Linked DNA regions of Mus musculus: all the other regions are linked to region 5. Evidence: chromatin loops called from intact Hi-C (ENCODE). Cell type or tissue: heart. All regions are shown on one strand. Region 1 overlaps Tmtc1 (transmembrane and tetratricopeptide repeat containing 1). Region 2 overlaps Tmtc1 (transmembrane and tetratricopeptide repeat containing 1). Region 3 overlaps Tmtc1 (transmembrane and tetratricopeptide repeat containing 1). Region 4 has its middle 51 kb from the start of Gm36613. Region 5 holds the start of Tmtc1 (transmembrane and tetratricopeptide repeat containing 1).

Evidence for each region. Hi-C counts contacts between places; a loop is a spot of excess contacts. Peaks named below come from ENCODE experiments on the same cell type or tissue, not always from the same donor. Only the 100,000 strongest peaks of a DNase experiment are listed, where the experiment ranks them.
Region 1: it touches region 5 in a loop (2.4-fold over the local background); 8 of 42 quality-filtered maps call a loop at or near these places.
Region 2: it touches region 5 in a loop (2.4-fold over the local background); 8 of 42 quality-filtered maps call a loop at or near these places.
Region 3: a loop joins it to region 5, with 3 times the contacts of the local background. A loop is called at or near these places in 2 of 42 quality-filtered maps.
Region 4: a loop joins it to region 5, with 2.2 times the contacts of the local background. A loop is called at or near these places in 8 of 42 quality-filtered maps.

The regions. Positions count from the first base shown.
Region 1 is chr6:148,250,002-148,255,001 of GRCm38, forward strand. The region is part of intron 13 of Tmtc1 (transmembrane and tetratricopeptide repeat containing 1); the gene reads right to left. The region is part of intron 1 of Gm52483 (a long non-coding RNA gene); the gene reads left to right. Among named protein-coding and RNA genes, the nearest start is that of Gm52483, 6.7 kb to the left of the region's middle. In heart, no CTCF peak of the experiment used is centred here; no DNase peak of the experiment used is centred here.
Region 2 is chr6:148,239,700-148,244,699 of GRCm38, forward strand. Tmtc1 (transmembrane and tetratricopeptide repeat containing 1) reads right to left here. Exons shown (of 20, transcript NM_198967.5): 18 at 4,985-5,000; 19 at 3,489-3,566. Among named protein-coding and RNA genes, the nearest start is that of Gm52483, 3.6 kb to the right of the region's middle. In heart, a CTCF peak has its summit at 2,786 (motif pointing left); no DNase peak of the experiment used is centred here.
Region 3 is chr6:148,382,277-148,387,276 of GRCm38, forward strand. All of the region lies in intron 5 of Tmtc1 (transmembrane and tetratricopeptide repeat containing 1), which reads right to left. Among named protein-coding and RNA genes, the nearest start is that of Tmtc1, 60 kb to the right of the region's middle. In heart, no CTCF peak of the experiment used is centred here; DNase peaks (open chromatin) are centred at 2,045 and 2,355.
Region 4 is chr6:148,550,102-148,555,101 of GRCm38, forward strand. No RefSeq gene overlaps it. Among named protein-coding and RNA genes, the nearest start is that of Gm36613, 51 kb to the right of the region's middle. In heart, no CTCF peak of the experiment used is centred here; no DNase peak of the experiment used is centred here.
Region 5 is chr6:148,441,915-148,446,914 of GRCm38, forward strand. Tmtc1 (transmembrane and tetratricopeptide repeat containing 1) reads right to left here and starts at 2,438. Exons shown (of 20, transcript NM_198967.5): 1 at 1,987-2,438. The coding sequence starts at 2,285. In heart, a CTCF peak has its summit at 2,717; DNase peaks (open chromatin) are centred at 167, 1,077, 2,487 and 3,097; H3K4me3 peaks cover 3,240 bases; H3K27ac peaks cover 2,129 bases; H3K27me3 peaks cover 2,831 bases.

The DNA.
Region 1 (5,000 bases), 190 kb before region 5:
GTGTGTGTGTGTGTGTGTGTGTGTGTGTGTGTGTGTGAGTGACAGAGCCCAAGTTGACCTAACCTCATTCCATAGCCCAGGCTGGTCTCTTAACTCACTACAAGCCTCCTGCCTTAACCACATGAGTGCTGGGATTGGGGACAGGTTTTAAGAAAGATGAGGAGAGACGCCTGGTTAAATGAAGGGAGGACTCTGTCTTACCCCTTCTCTTCTTGAAGTATTCCCACAGCTCACTGAACTCTGTGCTCCTTGCCTTATTAAATCTGTGCTTTCTGGGGCCTGGAGAGATGGCTCAGTGGTTAAGAGCATTAGCTGCTTTTTCAGAGGACCCTGTTTCAATTGCCAGAACCCACATGGCAGCTCACAAGTGTCTGTAAATCTAGTTCCAGGGGACCCAACACCTTCACACAGACATAAATGCAGGCAAAACACTTAAGCACATAAAGTATTTTAAAAACTGCATGTCCAACATTAAAAGAATGCAATATATAAAAAGATAAATCCATGTTTTCTGAGTTGGCCTCCACAAAGCACTTATCTGTCTCCTTGAGGCATACCTCCAACCCATATGGCATACCCCACACCAAGCACCACACCTTCAAAAGATCATTTAGAACCAGCTAGGACCAGTTAGAAAACTGCCCTCCTGGTCTGTGTACCTTAACATATTTTAATCATTTACAATTTAATAAATTGTAATTCAGAACCCAATGATTTACAGATATTTTTCCTATAGTTATCTAAAACTATTATATTAACTGTTCTTTTGAAAACACATAGCTTAAAATTATGTAAATAACCAAAAGTTCTGAGAACTATCCAGAAACTATAGTTAACAGTTTTATTTTCTAGTACTGCATTAATGTCAGGTAAAAGAAGGCAATCCAGTACAAAGCTCTTTGCAATTTTCCGTATGCTAAAAGTTTATCACAAGTCAGACATTTGAAAATGGACACCTCGGCCAGTCAGTGAAGGTGTGTGTGGTGGCTATCCTTCATGCTGCTCAGCAAGCCTGGCTGAGAGATCTGGAACCTGGTGGGACCCCTGGGGCTCTTCATCTCATATGGAACCACCAGTGGTGACTAAGTCCAGTTATTTTAGCACCACTGAGGAGGGGGAAGTTTCTGGGTGACAAGATTTACTTATTGAATCAGATCCATAGGCCAGCAAAATGGACATTTCTCAGATACCTTCTCTAACTGCCAAGATCAACAGCTGTCACATTCAGAGAAGATGGATGAAAAATCTCAAAATAGGTACTTTAGATCTTAACAATAAGTCTGAAAGAAAGCTTTTGTTTGTTTGTTTTTTGAGACAGCGTTCTCTGTGTAGCCTTGCCTGTCCTGGAATTTACTCTGTCCTGAACCTACACTGTGGCACTCACACGCACATGCCCATGTACACACAGATACACACACACAGGCACGCACATGCCCACACATGCATATGTACATACGAATGTACACGTAGATGCATACACACATACATGTCTCCCCCCACATATTCATACACACATATATGCACACCAATGCACAAATACACATACGTTTTAAAAAACAAAACAAAACGAAATTTGCATCTTTACCTACAAGCCCCTATCATGGGTGGAAAGGAACTTACAAGGTCTCCTCTCTTCTTGAGGAGCTAATGTCAGTTAATGGTTGCTGGGGAAGGAAGATACTTCCTCCTCATTGGTATAGCTTATTTAAAATAAGAAAGTCTACATAAAAAGTGCACTTATATATTTAAAAAACCTTCCAATGCAAAAGGACAGTGGCATTAGCTGAGATATTTATTACATTTTATTATTTTGGTTGTGGGAACAGAAATCACAGCCTCACGTGTGCTACTGAGGGAGATCCTGGCCCTATTAATTTAAATCTTTATAGATCTCTTTAATGTTTGACCATTATTCATATTCATACCAGCTTTCCCGACAGTGGTATTTAAGTGGTTTCTTTCATTGTTAGTTGAAGTATGAAGAAAATTAGACCTGACAAGATGAAAAGCAGAAAGGGGCTGTCATTTAGTCAGCACTACTGTGGAAGACGCTCAGAGCACTGTCCAAGGCAAGGTGTATTGACTGTACAGGCAGCGTACAGTGGAGCATCCTAACAACAGGAAACAGTCTCTGACACAGCCACAGGTCTATACCCCACCCAGAAGTGTGTTTGCTCTAAGCAATAAAACAAGGCAGCCGTAAAGTAACCGTTCACTAGTGGGACACTGGGAAGCTCTAGATGTGTGTCTGTGGCAGTCTTGGGGAGCAGAGGACTCATGGATTGACACTCTGGGAAGCTGACCAGTCTGACATCCCGTGGCTTTATAACCTCCTGCAGACTACTCAAGACAGAGCAGCTCCAAAGCTGAAGCTGCCCAGCAGGCCTGCTTCCTGTCTCTTCACTTTCACCACTGTTATTTTCTTTACCAAACAGTAAACGATCAACTTCAAGAGATCACAAGACATTTATGAGAAATATTCTATCAATATTTGATGTCTCATTTTCTTTCACATCCAACTGAAATGAATCAACTAGCTTGGCGTTCTTCCTCCCTGAGGAAACATTTGGCATTTTCTAGTGCTGCATGCCTTTGTCTCTCAGCAGAGTGTGAGCTCTCTCTCTGTGTGTGTGTGTGTGTGTGTGTGTGTGTGTGTATGTCTGTGTGTGGTAATGGAGTAAAAGAGAAATGGCTGCTTCAAAGAGGAAAGCCAGACAGAGAAACAATGAAGAGGACACGGTGATTGGGAAGGAACAGCAGAAGGACCATGGGTATGGGGAGTAAAGTGTTAACCAAGATGGGAGAGGGAGTACGGTCAGGGGAAAGGTCAGGGGAAGGGGGAAAGGTTGGGAAAGGGCTGAGAATAGATTAAGCAGAAGTAAGGACAATGAGAAAGTCTTATGACCCACTAATATGCAAAATAATTTCAAAATCTGATTTTTTTAAAAAGGAGTTCAAATGGAGGTGCCATTTATGAGTTGGCAAAACAGCTCCAGAAAACTGTGGTAAAAATCATGAGATATGTCCCTAAGCGTCAGTTGATAGTCCACCCCTAACTGAGCAACAGTCGGCAGCTGATAGCTCTGGGGGAAGGAAAATCTTTCCTCTAGGGAGACTGCTGCTTTGGTGGATGGGGGCCCACCCCCTGCCCCTACACTGACTGAACTCAGTGGGTTGTTTAAGGAAAAAAGAAGAAGGCATGAAGAAGGGATGTGTTAGGGGAAACGGTGGGATGGTAGGGAGGAGAAAATGAAGAATGAATATGATCATATTACATTGTATACATGTATAAAATTCTCAAGGGTAAATTAAATAATACACACACACACAAAGGAATATACACAGAGCATGCCTCTACAGGAGTGACACAGGGGACCAGGAGAGAGGAGACCTGCAAGTGTAAATACCTCAAGTGTCCGATTCCAGCTTTCCCTATCCCATTTACCCCATCCTCTACTTTTGCAGGTGTGAGACATATGGTCTACTCCTGGCCGGAAACATTTTCCCCTCAGTCTTCATGCATTAGCTTACAGGAGCTGGCACAACCTTAACCACATTGGCTCACATCCCCAGACATCCCCCTTGATGCAGAGTGCTCTTCACACTGCTGCAGGGCATTCAGACTCCCTGCTCCAACATTCCCTTTCCACGACTAGGTTCCAAGAAGACAAGACACAGGACTTGCTACTTGAGGAATCTCTGGTGCTTAATAGGATTTGTATGCTCAGTTACCAGGAGCTAAATAACTAAATCAATACGTTCTTATATTAGGGTTCATTCCAAGTTGACTTAGCTGTGAGCGTGGACTGTGACTGAACCAATTCATGACAGACTCCATCCCTCTTACTAACTCACATGTTAGATCTTTCACTCTGGTATTAAATAAAAACACATCCCAAAATATATGAAAGGAAAATATTTTATAGCTGTTTTTATATTAATTGAGTTTTTCAGTAGGTTATAAACCTGATGTTAGCAATAATTTTCAGTGGCCATGTTAATCCCAAAGACAGGAGGAGAAAGACCATTGACAGGAATCATCATGGCAAAATTAACTGAATCAAGCAATTCACTCTAGCAAGCTTTTTATTTGTGTACATGGGCTGCCTCCCCCTAAGGTGGGGTTCAAGAGGTCAGCATTGGCTGTGAGAAAGACAAGGTTTTTATAGTTCAGGGGTAGGGGGCTTCCAAGTAGGGATTTGGCAGGGTTACGGGAGCAGAGTGCAAAAACAGACATTAGTCCTAGTGACCTCCTGAAACAAAGACATGCTTGCAAGGTGGACATAACAATAGGCAGTCATAGGTGGTCAGATAACCTTTTGAAACAAAGGTAGAGTTGCAGGATAATTATAAACAACTTTTTGAAACATAGATGGATTGCCTGCAGTTCCTGGAATAGGTAGTTCAGAACCATTTGTAGTTAAGGTTGGTTATAGCCCAATCCTTGAGAAACAGAGGTTTAATCATTAATTAGGAATGAACCTAATTTGTCTTTACCATACAAAGGCTTTTAAGCCTAAGATGGAGGCAGGTGGTTCTTCAGTCTGCATCATAAACAGTATTAATTTCATTTCCTTATTACTATTGTGATGCAAAATTATGTTCTCTGTGGTAAGGGGTAGATGGCTACAAGTTCCTGTGGGCTCAGGACCATTTACAACCCTGTCTGAGAAGCTCAGCGTCTACCTGTGAATGCTCGTGGAGATCGGGGGAAAGCAAGGCAACAGGCAGGCCGTTGCCACCCCAGACTCTCCTGGCATCAGATTTTTCTACCCTTCTGCTGTGTGTATAAAGGAGTACTCACATTCTCCAGTGCCCCTAACAGCTCAGTCATAAGCTTCCAGTGTTTTGTTTAGATTTGATTTGTTTTGCTTTGTTTTTCTCAAGTTCTGTCCACCTTGTTTTTGAGACCAGAGGTTCCTCTGTCTGGAAGCTGAGACTCACAGATCTAAGCTGGCTGGCCAGTGAGCCTCAGAAATACCTCTCTAGTGCTGGAATTA
Region 2 (5,000 bases), 200 kb before region 5:
TCTGTTAAGCTTAGTGTATATGTGGGTACCTTGAATGCTTTTGAATCCAAGAGCTCTCAAAATACCCCATGTAGTGGGCCACAAGTTCGTAGAGCCTACCCTGAATTTGGGTCTCACCCTTAACCTTGGTATTGTCTCAGATTGCTGGGTTTCTTTGCTCTTTCGGACAAAATCTAATTCGCCTTCTCTCCCTCAAATTGTTCTTTTCTTGATTAAACTGTAAACCCTGTTTGTTTCCTTTTTCAATTATATCCCCTAAGCCAATGACTCCAATTCTATGGTGTGTAGGAATCGGAATGATTTGATTTCTAGAACTGACTTTTAATTAACCAAGACTAAGACCCATCAGGCATACTAGACACATTTCCTGCGCCCAGTTGCTGTTGTCAGCTGCTACCCCTTGGACAATAAGACACAGAGCAAGCTCAGTGTCACATAGTCTTCTACTGTACAGTAACATTCTACAAAGCACAGATGGTCATCACGAGGCCATGGTAAAACAGTATTTTGAAATATGGTTTGTATGATGGAATCCTCTTAGAGGTTGTAGTTTAAGCCCACCTACTTCATTTTATGTAAAAGTTCATGGAACATACTAGAGAGCAAATATCCCTAACCCAAAAAGTACAAAATGTTCAAAGTCTGGCACTTTCTGAGCAGACAAAATACCATAAATGGAAGATTCTGTAACTGACCTCATGGAGTGGCCTACCTGTCAAACTATAGACACACTAAAAATATGCTATACAACTACCAGCAGCATCGGCATGAAAGCTGGAGAGAATGTTCCATTTAGCCTTGACCGTCCACATCTGAGGCACTTCGGGTCACAAGCACTGACTTAGACTGATGAGTGTCCTTCCTTCCTAGGGCAGTTGCAACTCTCATGGTCGTCCCCCCATCTGTACCACCTCCATGTAAGGCCTTATTTCTTCACCTCCATAACTCCTAGAGGTTCACTCTCTCCAGTCACAGGGCAGAGGCCAGGGCCAAGGTGAGCAGCACTGATGAACACTCCTTGCAAAAGACACAGCAAGACCAGGCTTGTTCCTGCATGCCTAGTGATAATATCCTGGACTATGGTGGCCTCAGAGTGACACTGCCAAGCTATGTGCCCACTACACATTGTTCAATTTCACTCACAGAATTGTTAAGCTATGAGTGTGAGAGTTTCCTACTGCCCAGGTTAATCCATGACGTCTGCAGTGACAAAGGCTGATTAGTTTAAATAGAGGCCAATTACACTAGAAAATAACACACTCAATAGATAAATTAACAACAGAACTTTGATTTTTGGTATATTCCATCTGAGAAAATTGTACATCCTTTTTAAAAACAACTACTAAATATATAACTTACATATTTAAACAATTGCACTATTCTAAAGAAAGTTTCACAGCTGGGTGTTGTTGAACATCTCACAGTACTGCAGAGCAGAGCATAGGTCTGTGACTGAGCAGCAGTGTGCTTACGATCGATCCCCACACTGAGGTCTGTTGTCTTATCCGCACAGCCAGGAGTCCCTGTCCCTTTGCTGCCTTAGAGTGCTCAGTGCCTGTGGAAGGAAAACACTGGCAGGCCTCCTGAACATCCTCCACAGCATCAAATGATGTGTTCATAAAAAGATAAAGAAGTATAAGAGTATGTTCTATAGGGGTGTGGTGAGGTATGGGGAAGGGGGTGCCTCAGTCATGTCAAGGCATCCCTTCCTCCTGAGGGACCAGCCACACAACGGTATAGTATAGAATAGAGTTTATTCAGGGCATCAGACGGGAGTTAAGAGGGTAGTGGAGGCAGAGAAAGGCAGAGAGAAGTAGAAGCTAGCCATGACCATGTGGAGAGAGTGGGGAAGGGAATGGGGAGAGAGGGAAACAAAAGGGCATCACCACACTGTCTGCACCCCTGCAGAGTCTGAGAGAAGCCTGTAGAGAAGTTAGTTCAACAAGTCAGACCTTGGCATCTCTGTGCAAAGAGACCCAGCTTACCTGGCATGAAGCCCAAGTTCCTGGGAAGCTCTGGTAGGCCTCACTCTTTTGGGCCTCCGCGTCTACCTTCTCTTCTCTGACCAGCCATGCTCCTGCTTACTATTTCCCAAGCACACCAAGCACCTCAGCCTCAGGCCTCTGCGTGTGCTCTTTATCTGTCCACATGACTCAATCCCTTCCGCGCTCTGCAGTCTAGAGGAGCCTTCTTCTGAGCCCTGCCAACATCCTCTCTTCTCTTCCTATTTTTGTCAGATGCTTCTTACCATCTGATGTATTCTAGGCACACACACACACACACACACACATATATGCATGTGTGTATTTATTGCCTGTCACCCCAAACTAGAACACAAACTCCAGTGGACAGCAATTTCTGGCTTGTCTGATCACTGTTACATGCCCAGTGTCTCGATGTACACCTGGCACGCAGGATGGATGCTCGGTGGAGATGCCGGTAAGATGAGTGAGTACAGACATGAATGAATCATGACACATCTTTGACTTTATTGGCTATAAACAACAATCCCACTCAGGGTCACTTTCAATCATTCTTGGCAGTAAGACTCACCCAAAGTTAGCTTCAGGGAGTGTGGACCATAGCAGACAAATGTGCTTTCTACTAAACAGTTAGGGAATAAAAAATGTTTTCACACACAAAATAAAGGGGCAGTAGAAATGGCTTGGTAGTGAAGAGTGCATACTGCTCTTACAGAAGACCCACATTCAGCTCTTAGCACCCATGTTGGGCATCTCACAAGTGCCTGTAATTGCAGCTCTAGGGGACCCATGAACGCCCTCTTCTGGCCTCTGATGGCATTGCACTCAAATATACAAACCCATATTCACATACACATAATAAAAATAAAAATGAAAATGAAAACAGGAAATAGTACAGCAGTATTTAAATTAACAGTCTGGTATTGCTGGGGAGTCGAGTCAGCAGGCTTCATAGGGTCAGTACACACAGACTTCAACCGCTGTCTGATGGCTCTTTTTCCCAGCACATGTGATTCTCCTCACGATTTAGAAACATTTAGAAGGGGTCCATGGGAAAAACAATATGAGCTAACCAATACCCCCCCTGGAGCTCATGTCTCTAGCTGCATATGAATCAGAAGATGGCCTAGTCGGCCATCAGTGGAAAGATAGGCCCATTGGTCGTGCAAACTTATATATGCCTCAGTACAGGGGAACACCAGGGCCAAGAAGTGGGAGTGGGTGGGTAGGGGAGTGGGTGGGGGAGCATGTGGGGGACTTTTGGGATAGCATTGGAAATGTAATTGAAATAAATACCCAATTTAAAAAAAATAATAAAAAATAAATAAATAAAAGAAAGAAAGAAAGAGAAAAAAAAAAAAAAAAAAAAAAAGAAGGGGTCCATGATGTCCGCTGTTTAATACAGCTCTTGTGAATTTTATTTTCAAAATGCCTGTTTGAAGTATTCTAATCCTTTCAAAGAGAAAATGAACTAGGGTGGATGAGAACAGTGAGTGCAACACCTACCTGGATGTGCCGGATGCCACCCATGTTCATCCATGCCTGTGCCTGGTCAGGATCCAGGGTCACAGCAGCTTCATAGCTCTGAGCAAGGAAGGAAAGCTTCACGTTAGGGCTGGAGACGCGTCCTCAGTGCTGCAGAGCTGCGCAGACCCCTGTGCGCATGGAGAGCCTGAGAGGTGACAGCCACTGGCAGGTGGCAAATCCAGTCTGTTATTTTTTCAGAGCTCATGGTTTGGAAGTGGGGTTCCTGCACGAGGGGACCCAGGGACTACTGTGACAACACACATCTGTCTGGCTTGCCCTTGGTGGACTTGGGATTTCTGAAACAGCTTGTTTCTCTGGTTCTCCAGGAAAACTGTGTGTGTGGCCTTCCTCACTATAAATGAGCTGATGAGGAACATTTCTGATGGGATTACAGAATCCAAGGAGTGTAGTTCAGTACAGAGCAGAGGCCCCAGGCTTGATCCCCAGCACTCAAAAATCAAAGACCCTGAGGTGTTCTCCTGAGTGGCTCCATGGTGGGGCGGACCAGCACCCTGCAGCCTCCTGCTTGCGGCTAGGCTCCTAAGGCAGCATGCTCACACTACTTTGTGGGGATGCGGATATCTATCTTTTTCTTCTGTCTTTTCAAAGCTGTTCAGAGCTGAAATGTGGTGGCACACTGTTATAATTTTCTGCTCTGGGGCAAATCTGCACCTTAATGCTGAAGTGTTTAAATTTGTTTTGTTTTTGTTTGTTTGTTTTTGATTAGCCTTGAACTTGTAACCCTATTGCCTCTGTCTCCAGATATCTCACTACATCCTGCAGACATAGTAATGTTTTTAAACAACAGCCACCCCCCCTGTGTGTGTGTGTGTGTGTATGTGTGTGTGTTTGTGTGTGTGTGTGTGTGTGTGTGTGTGTGTGTGTGTGTGTGTGTGTGTTGGGGGTACATGCATGCCACTCTAAGCATGTGGAAGGGAGGCCAACTTGCAGGAGTCAATACTCTTCTTCCACCATTGTGGTTCCCAGGTGGTCAGGCTTGGAGGCAAGTGCCTTTACCCACTGAACCATCTTGCCATCCCTGATAAGTACCTGATGTGGTATTTATTAAGCTTCAGAAGAAAAGTCACTGCAAGAATGGATGGTCTGAAGGGGCTTCTTGAGGTAGAAGAGGAAATCCAGAGGTGCTGGGGTGTGTCACATACACATAAAAAGCTACTTGGGCTCTAGTCTAGCTGTGATCATAGGTTCTTCCAGAGAAAACAGAGAAGACTGGCTCTTTAGAATCCTAGAATATGGAATGCTTTGAATGCTTTCTATCCAGGACAACTCAAAAGAAAATGCAAAGGTACTGTGTAAAAGAGTCATCAAACATCAGGGGCTTAAATGAGATGCAAGAGTGATGACTATCAGAAGCTCCTTCTGTGACCATCAGGGACTGAGGCTGTGTGAGCTTCCTTGTTGACTGCAGTATCCACTTAAACCTGTAAACTGAATGACAGTTTTGTGTGTTTTACCTCAAAAGCTTTGTCC
Region 3 (5,000 bases), 60 kb before region 5:
ATGCTCCCAGCATTCACTTGGGTCACCTCCCCCCAACCCTAACCTTTACTTGTGTAACGTCCTTTTCCATATAAATAAGGCGAACACCCCTTCCTCACTCTCTCTTTCCCCTCTTCTCTCTCTCTCTCTCTCTCTCTCTCTCTCTCTCTCTCTCTCTCTCTCTCTCTCTCTCTGCTACTACTTTCTCTCTCCCTTCCAATCAAACCTCTTCCATGTGGAACTGCTTTGGCCTAGTGTGCTGTTGAGATTCGACCTGCCATTCTAACACATTACTAAGGACAAGAGTGTCCACGTGAGAAGCACAGATAGAAGCATGCATGGTGTTCCCCTAGGCTCTCCGACAGACCCAACATGAGGCACAAGGTACCTGTTCCTTTGCAGCAACCAAGAGGCCAGACTGTGGAACTTTGTGACTAAAATCAGCATCCTAAACAAAGGCTGTCAACAATGCCACGTCCAGGCATTTGCCTCAGCTCATGTCCTAAGACATGAAGTGATTCTGTTAGCTTACTCTTGCCATAAATAAGACAGTGTTGCTTCTGCCCACACCATGCCCTTCAAACATGACCTACTAGAGAAAAAGAAATCACTGAGAAAGAATCAAAGGGTCAAAACTAGAAACAAGGAAAAATGTTAGCTAATTTCTTTTTATTTTATGTGTATAATACTTTGCCTGCATCTATATATGTGCAGTGCATGCATGTCCAGTGCCTCTGAACTCCAAGAGAGAGCATCAGACACCCTAGAACTGGAGTTATAGATGGGAGTGAACCACCATCTGAGTGCTGGGAATCAAATTGGGGTCCTCTGCAAGGGCAGCAAGTATTTTTAACTGCTGAGATGTCTCTCCAGCCAAGGGAGGAAGAAAAAAAAATCAATGCTGGTTTTTTTTCTTTGTCATAAACATCATAAAGTAAAAATTTTACCCTAACTACAACACACACACAAAATGCAAACATGGAGAAAGCAAGAGTTCAGTGTAGTGGAGATGTTTAAATACTGGAGAAAGGGACAGAGCAGTTGTGAGATGAGTGTTGTGGTCAGACCACTGGAACTCACATCCAGATGCCACCAACTCTTGATTTACTGGACATTCATTCTCTCAGCCTCATTTTTTTGTTCTGTAAAATGGGACTACTAAAACACTCATAGAAACATTTCAAGGTTGTATATATTTTAGTAAAATAACATGAGTTTTATCTTTTATCTCTATTATTTCAGGGGGAGGGAAAACTAGAGAGTAGATCTCACTCCGTAGCCAACACTGGTCTCAAACTCTTGCCCCAGCCTCTGAGGTATTGCAGGACTGAGCCTCCACCCCCAGGTCAAGATAATCCATATAAAAAAAACTTTCCTGAAATATCTGGAACCCTCAGAAGTGGAAAAAACAATGTAGGCAGTGTGGTAGAAAGAAAAAAAATCAAGGAAGAAAAGGTCCTCACATAAGACACAAGAAAGAGTATAAAAATACATCTCCATTAGAGGAATAAATTATAATTTCTAGAAGCAAACATATTCATGACCTAGGGATATAGCTCACTGGTAGAGACTCTGCCTGCTGAGAAGGTAAATAAGGATTTGGGTTCAAGTCTCTGTACCAAAAATAACAACAATTTTAATGTACAAATGCATCTAGATTTTTTTTTTTTGGCAGCCTTAAGGACTGAGCATAAATGCCTTGCAAGTGCCTTGCAAATGCTCTGCCACTGAGGAACACTTGGGGCTGTTTACTATCACTTTACCTTAAGGCAAGGGTCCTCTAAGTTGTCCAGGCTGGCCTGGAACATATGTTCTTCCTCCTTCACTCTCCCCTCACAGAAGCTAGGATGACAGGAATGTACAACAAGACCCTGCCCAGATGGAAAGTTGTCAACAAAAAATTTCAAATGGTTTTTCAAAAGAAAGAGAACAAAAATGGACGGGGAATCCCGGTAAACCTCTGCTTCCCAGAGCTTTTCTGTCTCCACCCATCCTTTACTGAAGGAATTGGGTGTACACGGTACTATGACCACTCAGCTGGAAGACACTTCCCCAGATGTGCAACTGCTCCAGCCACAGCAACTTCCCTGCTACGAAACACTGTACCCTCAAACTGTGAACCAACACTAACTAAACACTTTTCTTATCTGTGTGCAGAACTCCAGTCTCCTTATTACAGAGAAGAAAATCACATTGAAGGACTGTACACAACACCCTCATGTTAAATGCTAAAAGGACACTGTTCTGGGTTATCTACCTTACTAACCTTGCTACTAGACAGGTCTCTCTCCATCTCTAGCATAAGGAATTCAGAGCCTGTCCTGTTCATGAGTGTGCTTCCCGATCTCCACCCAATTCCCATTGTGTCACCAGCAGCTGACACAAAGCCAGCTGGCTTCCAACTGAACCACTTTAAACCCAGCCTGCACCACATTGCCAAGGTCTACAGGAAACCTCCAGGCCTGCAAAAACAGCCATCCCTGTAAGCCCCTGGCTCCTGGAACTCCCACTGCCAGCCAAACAGTCTACACCCATCAGTCTGTGGCTGGTCTCTCTCTGCAGTCACCAAACAACGTTCCTATTCCAGGGCTCTCTCAGGAGCCATGAGACATAAACCAGAAGGTGCAGAGAGACCAATGTGTATCACCGACTTCTGTGACCTCCAGCATCTTTTGTGTCACTTACCTGAGCCTTATGGGGGTTATTTTTAGGGAAATACTTAGAAAAGTTACTAGTTTTTCAAAGGTTAAAGGGGGGGGGGGCGGGGAGGGTATATTCAGGAGTGTTACAAGACTCTAAAGGGATTAATGGGTTATTAAAGCAAAAGGCTCTCTATTAAGTTCAAACTGGGCATAAGGGCACCAAGTGCTGAGGGCACCACCTTCTGTGTTCTCATGCCAAAACCAAGGACTTCCACTGTCTGACTAGGACACTAGGGCCACTGGCAAATATGGACGTTATGTGGTGACTATGGCCTTATGAGAAAGCTTGCGTCCTCAAAAAGGAACGTTGCCTCACTGCCCAGTCCTCAGAGCAGGACCACTCCAAACTGGCCAGACTCCCCTGTGACCCTTCCTCTCCCCTTCTTTCTCTCCCCTTCCTGTTCTCCCTCCTCCTCTTCCTCCTCCTCTCCCTCCTTTTTCCTCTCTCTGTCTCTCTCTGTCTCTCTCTGTCTCTCTCTTTCTTTCTCTCATTTACTCAGTGTCCTACTTTTCCAGCATATACATACAACTGGCCACTTTCCAAAAGTCCATTTTTCTTGCTGGAAAATCTAAATCTTAGCACTATACATAATACTGTAAGCTGTTTCCCTACGACTGCCAGCTTCATTGCTCATTTAGAGAAAGTGGAGATTATGGATATCCACATTTGAAAAGCCACAGTTGGTACAGCTTGTCTTGCCCAAAAGTCACACGCCTCAGATGTAGTCCCTCGTGCTGTCGAATTGAGATGTGGGGATGAATGAGAGGTATGTGAAGCATAGAATGGCCCCTCCGTGGTACTCTGATGCCACCATGAGACCATCTCTCTCTGTGTGGCTCTCTGGATACACAACAAACCATTACTTCCCTCTGGAGGGCTGAGTGTAGGGTGTCGTGTGGAAGCAGAGAGACAGGAACCTAACCTGATAAGTTCTTCCTTTTTGAATTTCCCAGCCTCCAGATCTCTGAGAGAATACGCTGATGTGCTTTATAAATTACCTTGTCTGTAGTATTGTGTCCTACTGACACAAAATGGAAACACTCTTCTGATAGTGTTTCTAACAAAAGCAATGTGTTGTTTAATGATGTGACTAGTTCAGCTTATACCTAAAGCAGAGGACCCAAGTCCTGAGTACTGACTTAGTTTCTTTTACTGCTGCTGTGATAAAATAGTGTAACAAAAGCAGCTTAAAAGAAAAGGGTTTTGTTTGGGGTTTAGCTCAAAGCTCCAGGTGACAGTTTATCATGGTGGGGAAGGCACAGCATAGGAGCTTGAAGCCACCAGTCACATGATATCCATAGTCAGAAACAGACACATGCCTAGTGCTCAGTTCACTTTCTCCATTTTATATAAACCAGGATCCCCTTCTAGGCAATGGTGTCACCGACAGTGGTTGGGTTGTCCTGCCTCAATAAACCTATCAGAAATAATCTCCAGCAGTCATGCCCACAGGCCCATTTCCAAGGCGATTCTAATTTCTGTTAAGTTGACAATTTATAATAATGATCACAGGACTTAATAATTTTGTTTTTATTGCCTCCCTCAGGATATAAGGGGAAAGAGTGTTTCATCTTCAGGACCCACAAGGTAGAAAAGAAAACCATTCTCAAAACATGTCCTCTAATCTCACAGGTATACCGTAGTGTGTAGTGTGTGTGTGTGTGTGTGTGTGTGTGTGTAAGCATGTATGTGCACACGTGTACACATATATATAAAATAAGAAAGAAACTGAGACAAGGAGACAAGAGACAGAGAGAGGAATCACTCAAGTGCAGTAGTTTCCAGCTGAATTCTTTGAATAAAAGCAAACCAAGCTTAAATGGTACTGCTCTCTGACAGATCATTAAATGATCTCAAAGAAGAAGATCAGTAAGTGACTTTCTTGGCACATAGCCCAAAAGGAATTCAAAGGTTTTTTTTTTTAATTCTCTCATCTATTTACTTATATAAAAATATTTCTTGTTGTAAGCATTTAAATGAAAAATCTGGATAGCCATAATTGAAACCAGATTCATCCCAACACTAAATAGTGTTCACCACTGACACATGAACTGATTTTTATTATGTATTTGTCTTATAAGAAAACACATCAGTGGCTGTTCACCTTCAATAATCATAGCTAGAATTAAAAAAAAAACTGTACTTGTTACAATGTAGCTATTCTCAGTGTATCACACACACAACCTCTTAACAGTTAAGTCAGGTTCATATTACTTTTAATCTCCATTTTAGGAGCAACTATACCTAAAGCTTGGCTTTGAACTATTTATTTCAGCTCCTGAATCTGTACAATATGACCTCAATACATTTCAACAAAC
Region 4 (5,000 bases), 110 kb after region 5:
AACGAAAGTAGTATAAATCCATAGTAATAACCATGATTTTATATTATGTTACAAAAAAATAATACTGAAGTGCAGTTTTCATAGAAATTCTCATTTGGCTTTTTTTAAAATACTCTTTAAATTGATTGCCAAAATTTGAAGATTTTACTCAGAAGTGAGAATCACAATTTTCCGAATCTCATGTGTGTGTTCTCAGTCGGGGGCTGAGCAGCAAAGTGGCTCTTTCTAAGCCGAGAGCTGCTTAACCTTCCCTTCTTCTTTGGGGCAGTACTTGGTTTCTCCTCCATGTTCCATGTTGCTTTTGACCCATCCTGACCTTTGTGTGCTGCAGTGGCATCTCTTTGTTGCTCAGATCTCCCAGCGTCTCTCCTGTGTTTTCCTGAAGTGGCTCATCTGGCTTCTGATGTATATCTGATCACATTGAGAGATTTCCTTCAAGAACTCTCACGGACTACTGCTTCATTAACATCCTTGACCTTTGACCCACTCTAACACAGGGTTTATAAAGGATAAAAACCAAGAATAAATGTGTAATCTTAGCATACAAGTAAGAGATGGACAGTTCGGAGAGGAATAGCCCAAGCCTCAGACTCCCGACTGTTTACAAAGGATTCACTATCTCTGCTACTTTGTTTTGCTCTTTTTCTTGGTTCTAGAAAGATCTGCATGGCTCTAAGTGAGAAAACTGGGCTTTTCTTTGTCACAGAGAGAGAGGGTAGAAATCTCACACCTTGTCAGAGTGGTCAAGGTTTGTCACTTGACAGAATCTTGAAAGGACCACCATTTTCCCTAGGTTTATGATATTAACTATATGTGTTAATCAAATTATAATGTAATTTAGAAGTTGAGACATTTTATATCCAGTACAATAACCTTTCCAAGTCTGCTAAAAGATGAGTACAAGAGCAAGTTACTTGACTGTTGAAAGGCAGCCTTTCTGTGTTATCCACAGAATGGAGCTGACAGTAAAAGTAACTGTTTCAGAATTAACGTGATTAATTACAAGTGTTAACCAAATGTCTACTCTCTGACACATAGTGCTTTCATACGATTGCCTCACTTAACCTTCAAAGCACTTTAACACAGTGATGCTTGACGTCATCATAGCTAATGGCTAAGCTGGAATTTGAACCCAGAACCTCTGGCTATACGTCATACTGAGAAGTGTCATTAGGGTAGGGAGTTTTGAAGGTCATGGATACTAAGCACTTGACCTACAAAAGCCCTCACACTGACTGAGTAAAGCTGTGTTAATATCTTTGGCTCAAAGCCAAAGAATGTTTGGTGGCTAGAAGGATGGACATAGTAACATCTTAGAGGATGCTAGGCTTACTAGACACTCTGGTTAAGCACTGACTCTGTTAACTATAATTCCCTTAGTGACACTTGTTTTTAAAGCCAGATATTCTAATACTAGAAGTCTACTTCTGTGGAGGTGGTCTGAGTCAGGTTATGGTGTCACATACCTATAATCTCAGGGGCAGGAGGATTGCTGTGAGTTCCAGGCTAGCCTAGAGTACAGAACGAGACTCTGTCAAAATACAGTAAGCAGTGCATAAATATAAATGCAATTAAAAAGTGTTCACAGTGGCTATAAATATATTTTAAAAGTCTATATTCAGCCTAATACAATTATCAACTCTCCCAAAGGTGACATTAAAGTGGGCATAGGGCAAAGCTCTCTGCCTCTTCTCACCTATCAGTGCTGTGGTGGCAACTCTCAGTGTTGCAAGGCTCCCTAAAACCCAGTCACATTGCAGAGAACATATAGGTGAAAGGAAGAGCCAACCACTCCCTAAATCCATTCCTACAAACTCCATACTGAAATGTCTCCAGAGAGCTTGACTAACAACTACTGAGAAACAAGTATATATGTGTATGTGTGTGAATATGTGTGCATATGTATGTGTGTATATGTATGTATATGTGTGTATATGTATGTATGTGTGTACGTGCATATATATATATATATATATATATATATATATATATATATATATGCTGTTTCTCACGGCTTTGATTGTTTGTAATTCAATATCAAAAGAAAAACTTTTTTCTCCTCACTGTTTTCTGTTTCAGTATATAAACAAACACTTCCTTTTACTAAATGTCATTCTTTTTTTTTTTTTTTTTTCGAAACAGGGTTTCTCTGTATAGCCCTGGAACTCACTTTGTAGACCAGGCTGGCCTCGAACTCAAAAATCTGCCTGCCTCTGCCTCCAGAGTGCTGGGATTAAAGGCGTGCACCACCACACCCAGCTTCTAAATGTCATTCTTATATGTCATCTGTACAACAAATAATGTTGGAGATGAGCTAGTTAAATGACTGTTCTAATAATGACATACAAAGAAGCTGTGTGTATTGCTTATGGCTATGTGGCTGGCTGGTGGTGGAACTGAGACCCTCTCTCTTCAGTTGGGAAATTTCCAGTCATGTGAAGAGAAACATATTCCTGGAAAGATTGCAGCTGGGTCAGATGACAAGAAAGGAACACTTGGGAATACTGCAAATATCCAAAAGCTTAGTGTAATTTTTATAATCCCTAACTTCTCAATACTGCTTATAATTTTAAATCCCCTTACTATTTTTATAAAGGCCGAATTCATGTGAGGTTTTCCCCACTTAATTTTTTTTTCAAAGAGAAGGGGCTTGGAGAGGCTCAGCAGGAAAGACTGCTTGCTTCAAAATCACGAGGACCTGTGTTTAAATTCCCAACATCCAAACGAAAAGTCAGGTGTGGCTGTGAACATCTGTAACCCCAACTCTGTGGGGACAAAAGCTGCCTGGCGTTTGCTGCCCACTTCCTAGCTTCAGGTTCAGTCAGACTCTGTCTCAAGTAAATGAGGCTGGAGTGATAAACAGAACACTCTATACTTTCCTGTGGCCTCAAGGGAGTGAACACATGTGGGCACATCCATCACAGAGAGAGAGAGAGAGAGAGAGAGAGAGACAGAGACAGAGACAGAGACAGAGACAGAGACAGAGACAGAGACAGACAGACAGACAGACAGAGACAGAGACAGAGACAGAGACAGAGACAGAGAGACAGAGGGAGATTTGCTAAAACAATGCTGCTTAATCAAGTACAATTGAGTTTATATATATATATGCATATATGTATATACACACATATATGTATATATGTATGTATATGTGTGTATGTATATATATACATATACATATATATGTATATGTGTATATATATATATCAATGTATTCTAGGCAGCCTCTTTATTTACATCTCTGAATGTGTAGGTGTTTGGGTTTGTGAACTTGGTCACTGTGGGAAGCCTATGTGATCTCAATTCAATTCTTGAATTTCCTGTACGTCTTGCAGTGGTGCACAGTGAACAGGTCTAAATTTAATTCTATTCAATAGTCTGTGGGGCTATTTCTAAAGCTGTTGTAATAAAACTCTCAAATCCACATGGGTCTAGTTTTCACATGTGTAAGAGTTCTTCCCTTAGGATAATCAGAGGTTGGTGAGGAAGAGCAGGCTGGATTAGGGAGGAGATTGTGTGCCATAATTACCCCAGCACATAAAGGATTCTCTTACCCACCACAAAACCCACCTGAAGCAGTTTGCTCCCTAGGATGAAAGGGAACGTAGAGAATAATGAGTCAACTGAAATGACTTCTCGTTCCAACAGAGCAGACTGTAGTTTCTAAAAATGGCCGCAGCAATATTTCTGGTCTCCAATGTTCCTTCTGAAGTATGTGTGAGGCTGTGTGCCCAAATGAATGGAATGAACAGAATTCACTGAGCACAGTTTCTTGTGTTATGTCTTAAAGGAGATACATCTCCCGAACCTTTTCTCAGCATACTTACCCTGGACTTAGTTATCTGGGGATGAGAAACACAGACTTTATCTGTGTGATAACTCGGATCACAGCTCCACAAAACACTCAGCTAGTAGCCAGCATCAAATGCCCTATATATGAAAGAGCCTGAAAGCTGCCAATCCCAGCCTCTCTGTGTCCAGGCTAACCACATGTGAAACAGAGAAGAGCTGCCCCTTAGTACCCAATCTAAGTGGCAGAGCCACACACAAAATAAATATTATCCATGCAAGCCACTCTGTGATTTTCTAGTCAGCACCAGCTAAGGAGGATATGTTGTCTTTTGAAAGGTATTAATCATGAAGGACAAATTAATTTTCACTTAATTCCTCCATGTTGATTTTTACCTATTCCTGGCTGTTTGCAAATTCTTACTGAGGGAAAGACAAATTAGACAAATGCAAACCTTTGATAAGAGTCCTGGGCTTAGCAGAGAGAGCCCTTGGGTGAGTGCCTGCTGCTTCTGAACACTCACATGTTTTATTTCTTACATCAATTGCTCACCAGGAATGCCTGAGATCTATACAGTATGGCCACTGCATCAGGCCTAAGCAAAGAATGTATTAAAGGAGATGCTGCCTTCTTTCTTCCCTTTCAGTGTCTCTGTCTCCAAGCTACCCGCATAGCAGCAAAGCAGATAAAAAACGCCATCACACTGCAGAGATGTGTAGTATTTAGGTTCTCTTCTGGGATGACTTAGCACCAAAAGTAAGGCTGGGTGTGAAAGGGATGAGTCACTGGGGTTGCTTTAGATGCTAGGCTAGGAGGCTGCTGGAGCTAAGATGATTACACCTGTTATGACTGAATCCCTCTGAATTCTACATGCTGAAACCACGGCCCCCATCCTGCTGGTATCATAAGTTAGAGCCCTTTGGGATCTGATTAGGTCCTGAAGGAGGAAAGCTCAGGATGGATTTGGTGACCTTAATAACGAGTCCTAAGAGACCACCCCTGCTCTCTTTCACCACGTGAAGATATAAGGAGTTGACATTCTGAAAGCTGAAGAAAGCTCCCAGCATTACCCAACCATGCCGGCCCTGGATCACAGGCTTCCCAACTGTCAGAAGCAAATCCATATTGTTTTTCAGCCACTGTAAACATGGCATTTTATTACAACAGTGCAAAAGGACTTACCTCCAGACCATACTTAATCATCTTA
Region 5 (5,000 bases):
TTCTGCCAGCCCTGTTCATTCCCCATCCCCATCCCCATCACTATCCCCAACCCCTCCGCAGGGTGGGGGCAGGGGCGATGAAGTCAAGCTAGTGATAAAAGGTGGAGGTGGATAGCCCCTCCTCCTCTGGCTTGGCAGAGTTCCTATTAGGAACTATTAAAAACACTTGGACAGCCAGCACCTTACACTTACTATGCCCGTCCTCCAGCAGCAGGCATTCAGCCCTGACGCTTTAAATGGAAACTGTTCTCAGGCCAGGGACCAGGGTAGGCTCCAGGGCTGTAAAAAGTCCGCATATGGAGTGCAGTGAGCTTATACACCTTCAAATTAATCAACAGCCTCACCCAGTCCATGAAAACGCCTATCGTCCATCCAGTGTAAAAAGAAGCGTTCCTAGTTTTATGATTTAAAAAAAAGAAAAAAAGCACTTGGGAAATTAAAAGGGCTGAGAAACTCTTCAGCTAAGGCTATCTTTGGGATGAAAACTAACACAACTTTCCAAAGATAAATGTTTATAAAACATCTCCTTGGGAGTCAGATGTGTTATTTTCTCGCCGTCTTTAAAACATTAGTTTATTCGAAAGAATTACGTGAAAGACAGCTGCAGGTTTTCCTTTTCTCTCCAAAGCTCTGGGCCTGAAGGCTCACGCTAACTGTTATTTTGCCAGCTGTCCCCAGAGATCAGTGCCATAAACTATGGTTCCTATGGCAAAGATTTGAAAACGAGTTAATACGGAGCTAATACCCTGTGAGCTGCTGTGTTCTGAACGCACACCAGCTCAAACGCGGAGCAAAGTTACACTGGATGGAGCTCATCGGTTTGGTTCCAACCCGTCCTTTCCCTCAGGATTCAAGCAGATACACCACCCTACAAATGCGTACTCTCAGTCCGGTTCCACTACTTCACACCAGAAATGCTGAGTCATGGTTCCGGGGCTGGGGAAGGGGCTCTCTGCGCCCTTGCACGTTCTCAGTGTGGGTCCCGGAGGCTGGGTGCAGCACCCGGGATGCAGAGGCTGGGGCTGGAAATGCCCGGGTTAGGGAGGCTATTAGCATCCCAGTACGCAAAGCCCGGTGCTCAGAGTAGGGTGCCTGACACCTCTCCCTAGCTCCTACCTGGAACACCCACAGCATAGCAGCTTCAGGAGCATCGTAGGCCACCTGGTCCGGTCCCTTTATTCCTCATCTGCCCAGCAGTACAACCTCCCTGGAGAAGCTGACAACTTGGAGCATCGCCACCCTCTGGAACCCGCTAATCGCGGGTAGGAAAAGCTCCAGCGAGAAGTCTGCCATCCTTGAAGCCCCGGGGGACATAGCAGGCAGAACTCGGTCCCAACTCCGCAGCCAGGAAGCGCGGGAGAACCTAGGTTTAGCTGGGAAGATATAGGGCAGAGCAGAGATCTCCCCGAGTAGCGCGGAGAGTACCCAAAACAGAGCCAGAAGAAAACGATGTAGTGCTTCAGAACCTGAGCAAAGCCTTGAGAACCTTAAGCTGTCCCGGGTAATGACCAGAGGTAGAGCCAGGTGGATTCAGGACTAAGCCTGGAGCAATAGGATCAGAGTCCGACCCGAGAGAACCCAGCCAGAGCAACGAGATCTCGGGGCAGAGCGGAGAGAACCTCGTTCAGAGAAAATCTGGGGCTGCGCTGACAGAATACTAGAGTTGTGAGGGCCTGGGACAGACCCTGGAGAACACTTAAGATAGAATCAGGAGCGCCAAGCATAGAGCCCAGAGGACCTGGGGCAGAGATTGGAGAACGGAACAGGGCAGAGATGCAAAGCGTAGAACCTAGAGGACCAGACTGAACAGCCAGAACACAAGATAAATCCAGGAGGATCTGGCTGATGACTAAAAGACCAGGGGTAGAACTGAGAGAAAGGGGAGAACAACCTAGAGGAGGTACCGAGGGACCTGTCAGAAGTGTCCCCGCCGTACCATCCCTTCTCCAAGGAGAGGCGTCTAGACCCCAGGACGCACAGGCTCACCTGAAGGACAGCACGCACAGTGGCCGATAGGACTTGTGGCTGGTGCTGTCCGCCAGGCCCTTGCCCCAGAAGTCGTTAGCGAAGATGGCCCAGCGCAGCGGTGTCCCGGGCCGCACGTCGGGGTTGTTCACGATCGCCCACACATCGTCGTGTACAAACTCGCCCCGCAGCGAGCGGCCGTAGCAAAGGCAGCTGGCCCCAGCTAGCAGCGCCGCGGCCCCCGCTGGAACCAGCCCGCAGCGCGGGCGCCGCGAGGGCGCGCGCTCCCCGCCGCCGCGGTCCCCGCGGGTCACCAGCATCGCACCGCCCGCACGGCCGCTCCCGCGCAGCGCGCATCCTCCCCGGCCGGGACCCGGGCGCGCAGCGGCCTGCTTGGCTCAGGCATCGCACGCCCACTGTCCCCGCCCGGGCGCCCGGTGCTCTGCCGCCGCGGTGGCCCAGCTGCAAATAAACAGCGATCCCCCCGCCTCCCCGGGCCATCGCCGCCGCCTCCGCCCACTCTGCGCATGCCCGCTTGCGCGCCTCCGCCTCCTGGATCCTGGGACCTGAGGTCCCCAACACCTGGCCTCTACCAGCTGGCGCTGAGTCCGGGACAGCCAGAGCGCGCAGGTTTAGCGGGTCGCCGCAGGGCTTGAGGGGACACGCGGGAAGGCCACCCAGGGTCCCACCGGGTACGCCCAACTGCTTTCCCAGACCAGTCCCCAGCCGGTCTCAGCTGCGGAGGGGCAGGTCCCCGCCGCCTCCCGGCCGCAAATCGGCAGGCTTGTCAGGTACTCAGTCTGGACCCGGACACCCTCTCTCCCTGGAGGCGTGAGCGATTCGAAACCAGCTGGACAGATGGGGGACAAGCTCCAGCACCCGCAGGGCTTAAAGTCTTCCAAGGTGCTATGCCCCAGTCCTGGGAACGCAACGCGCGCAGCAGTCCTTTCCCCAAAGCCCAGGGGTGCATCCCCGGCTGTGAACTGCCTCCTTGCTGTTTCTGCTGCTGCTTATAATAAGCCCGGTTTTGATTTTTATTTCCGTATGGGAAGCTCTTCCTTTTGTTTTTCCCTTAAACTCTTAAGCAATGAAGGAGGCGCTGAACACATTACTTCTGGCTTTCTTTTGGTTTTGGTTTTGAGACCCTGCCTTAGGCTGACATTCAGGCAGTCCTGGGCATTGGCTACAGAAGCCAGGCTGATCTCGAATCCTAGAGTACCCCCTACCTCAGCTGCCCAGGCCCAGCTACTTTACCTGCTATTTTACTGGTTGGATCTCTTGGGAATAATTATTGTCTCCTGGGAGACTGCCTTGACCCTTAAATACAAATTAAAACTATGGACTGCCTTGGCATTGCCTCTGGCTCAGAAACTTCCTGTCTTTCTCGAAACTGTTCTACTTTTGAATGCCAATCACAACAAATAAATGAGGTATTCCAGAAAAACACTGACTTCCCCTAATACTGAAAAGCCCCGTTGGTTCTTTCAGGCCACTTGTGAATGGACATGGCTTTATTACTGAAATTAACTGAGACTTCATACATCCAGACCCCAAACCTCAAAATAAAGTCGTCATTAAAACAAACAAAAGCCAAACAACATCAAACTTTTGACAAGAAAGAAAAGAAACTTGAAATGGAAAGGAGAATTTGTTCTTTGAGCCTCCCGATGGCTCCTTAAATTTAAACACCAGAGCACTTAATGCAGCAGTTCCCAAATTAACAGGGACATAGTCCAAGACAGGATCCATTCTTGCCTCTTTTGATGTTTTGTTTATTGTTGGTTTTTCTTGGTGAATCAAAATTGGTGAGAGAGGAGCAAAGCTGAAATCTTGTGTCCCAATGACAGCTTTCTTAGAACATCTGACCCTCAGTGACTGCTGAACCGAGACACACAGACACAGACACACACACACACACACACACCACACACACTTGTGTCCTTTGCTCCCTCCAGAGTAATAAAAAAAATGGATGTAGGTTTTACCTGGTGCACATTGTGCTAATGAAGGGTAGAGACACAAAGCTACTCAAGTACTGTGTGTGTGTGTGTGTGTGTGTGTGTGTGTGTGTGTGTGTGTGTGTGGTGAACAAGAGCTAACTAGGGACAATACCCTAAACCCAGGAGAGTGACTTCAAGAAGCACACTTCTTCACAGCATTCTTTCACAAGAGGCACACCTCCCCTCATCACAGCAGTTTGGGATTTTAGGTGAAGCAGAGTCAGAGTTGTCAGTGACAATGATCCTAATGAAGGGAACCCGAGATGAGACTCTAGAGAGAGGGAGAGGCATTCAGGAAGCTTAGCATGTATGTTCAGTATGTGGCATCTCAGTGCAGGCTGTCTCCAGCGATCAGTGACATTTTCACTATGTCTGCTTCAAATGATGGATTTGGAGTTCATTCAGAATCTAGATGGTCTCTCACTTACAAGGTTCAGCCCAGAGCTTTCCAGTTTGGCAGTGGTGTAAGAGCCATCCACTGCACAGAAACTGCACTTTGGGAAAGCACACAGTCAATGATGTGGTGATGCTGTGGTGTTCAGGTTGCTAACCTTGAAGCTCCACTGTCTGGAAGTATTAAATGTGTTTCAATTTATCACATCTTCAGAGCCCGACACATCTATGTTCAGAGCATGAACTGTGAACCAGGAGCACCCATAGGAAGATTCTCCGGGGACATCATTTCCTGACCTAATCCTGCTCTGTGCCGTAGAGTGCCACCGTCAGACAGCAGGTGCCATCAAACTGCTTGCTCCTCTCTCAAGGCACAGAACAACCATCTCAGCTAATAAAGGGCCCAAAAGGAAATTAGATTTAATATCTCACTGCTTAGTCTCCAATTATGGTTAAGAGCTTGGTAATTGCAGGAGTACTGCCTTCTAAGATATCTGTGTCCACCCAGGGCATTCTAAAACAAACGATTCCACCAGTACATTTGAGGCTCAGACAGGATCATTCATAAACATCACGGGAATGGGATTACTCAACAGTATTAGCACAACACTGGAAATTAATCAGTGGCAAGTCAATATTTTA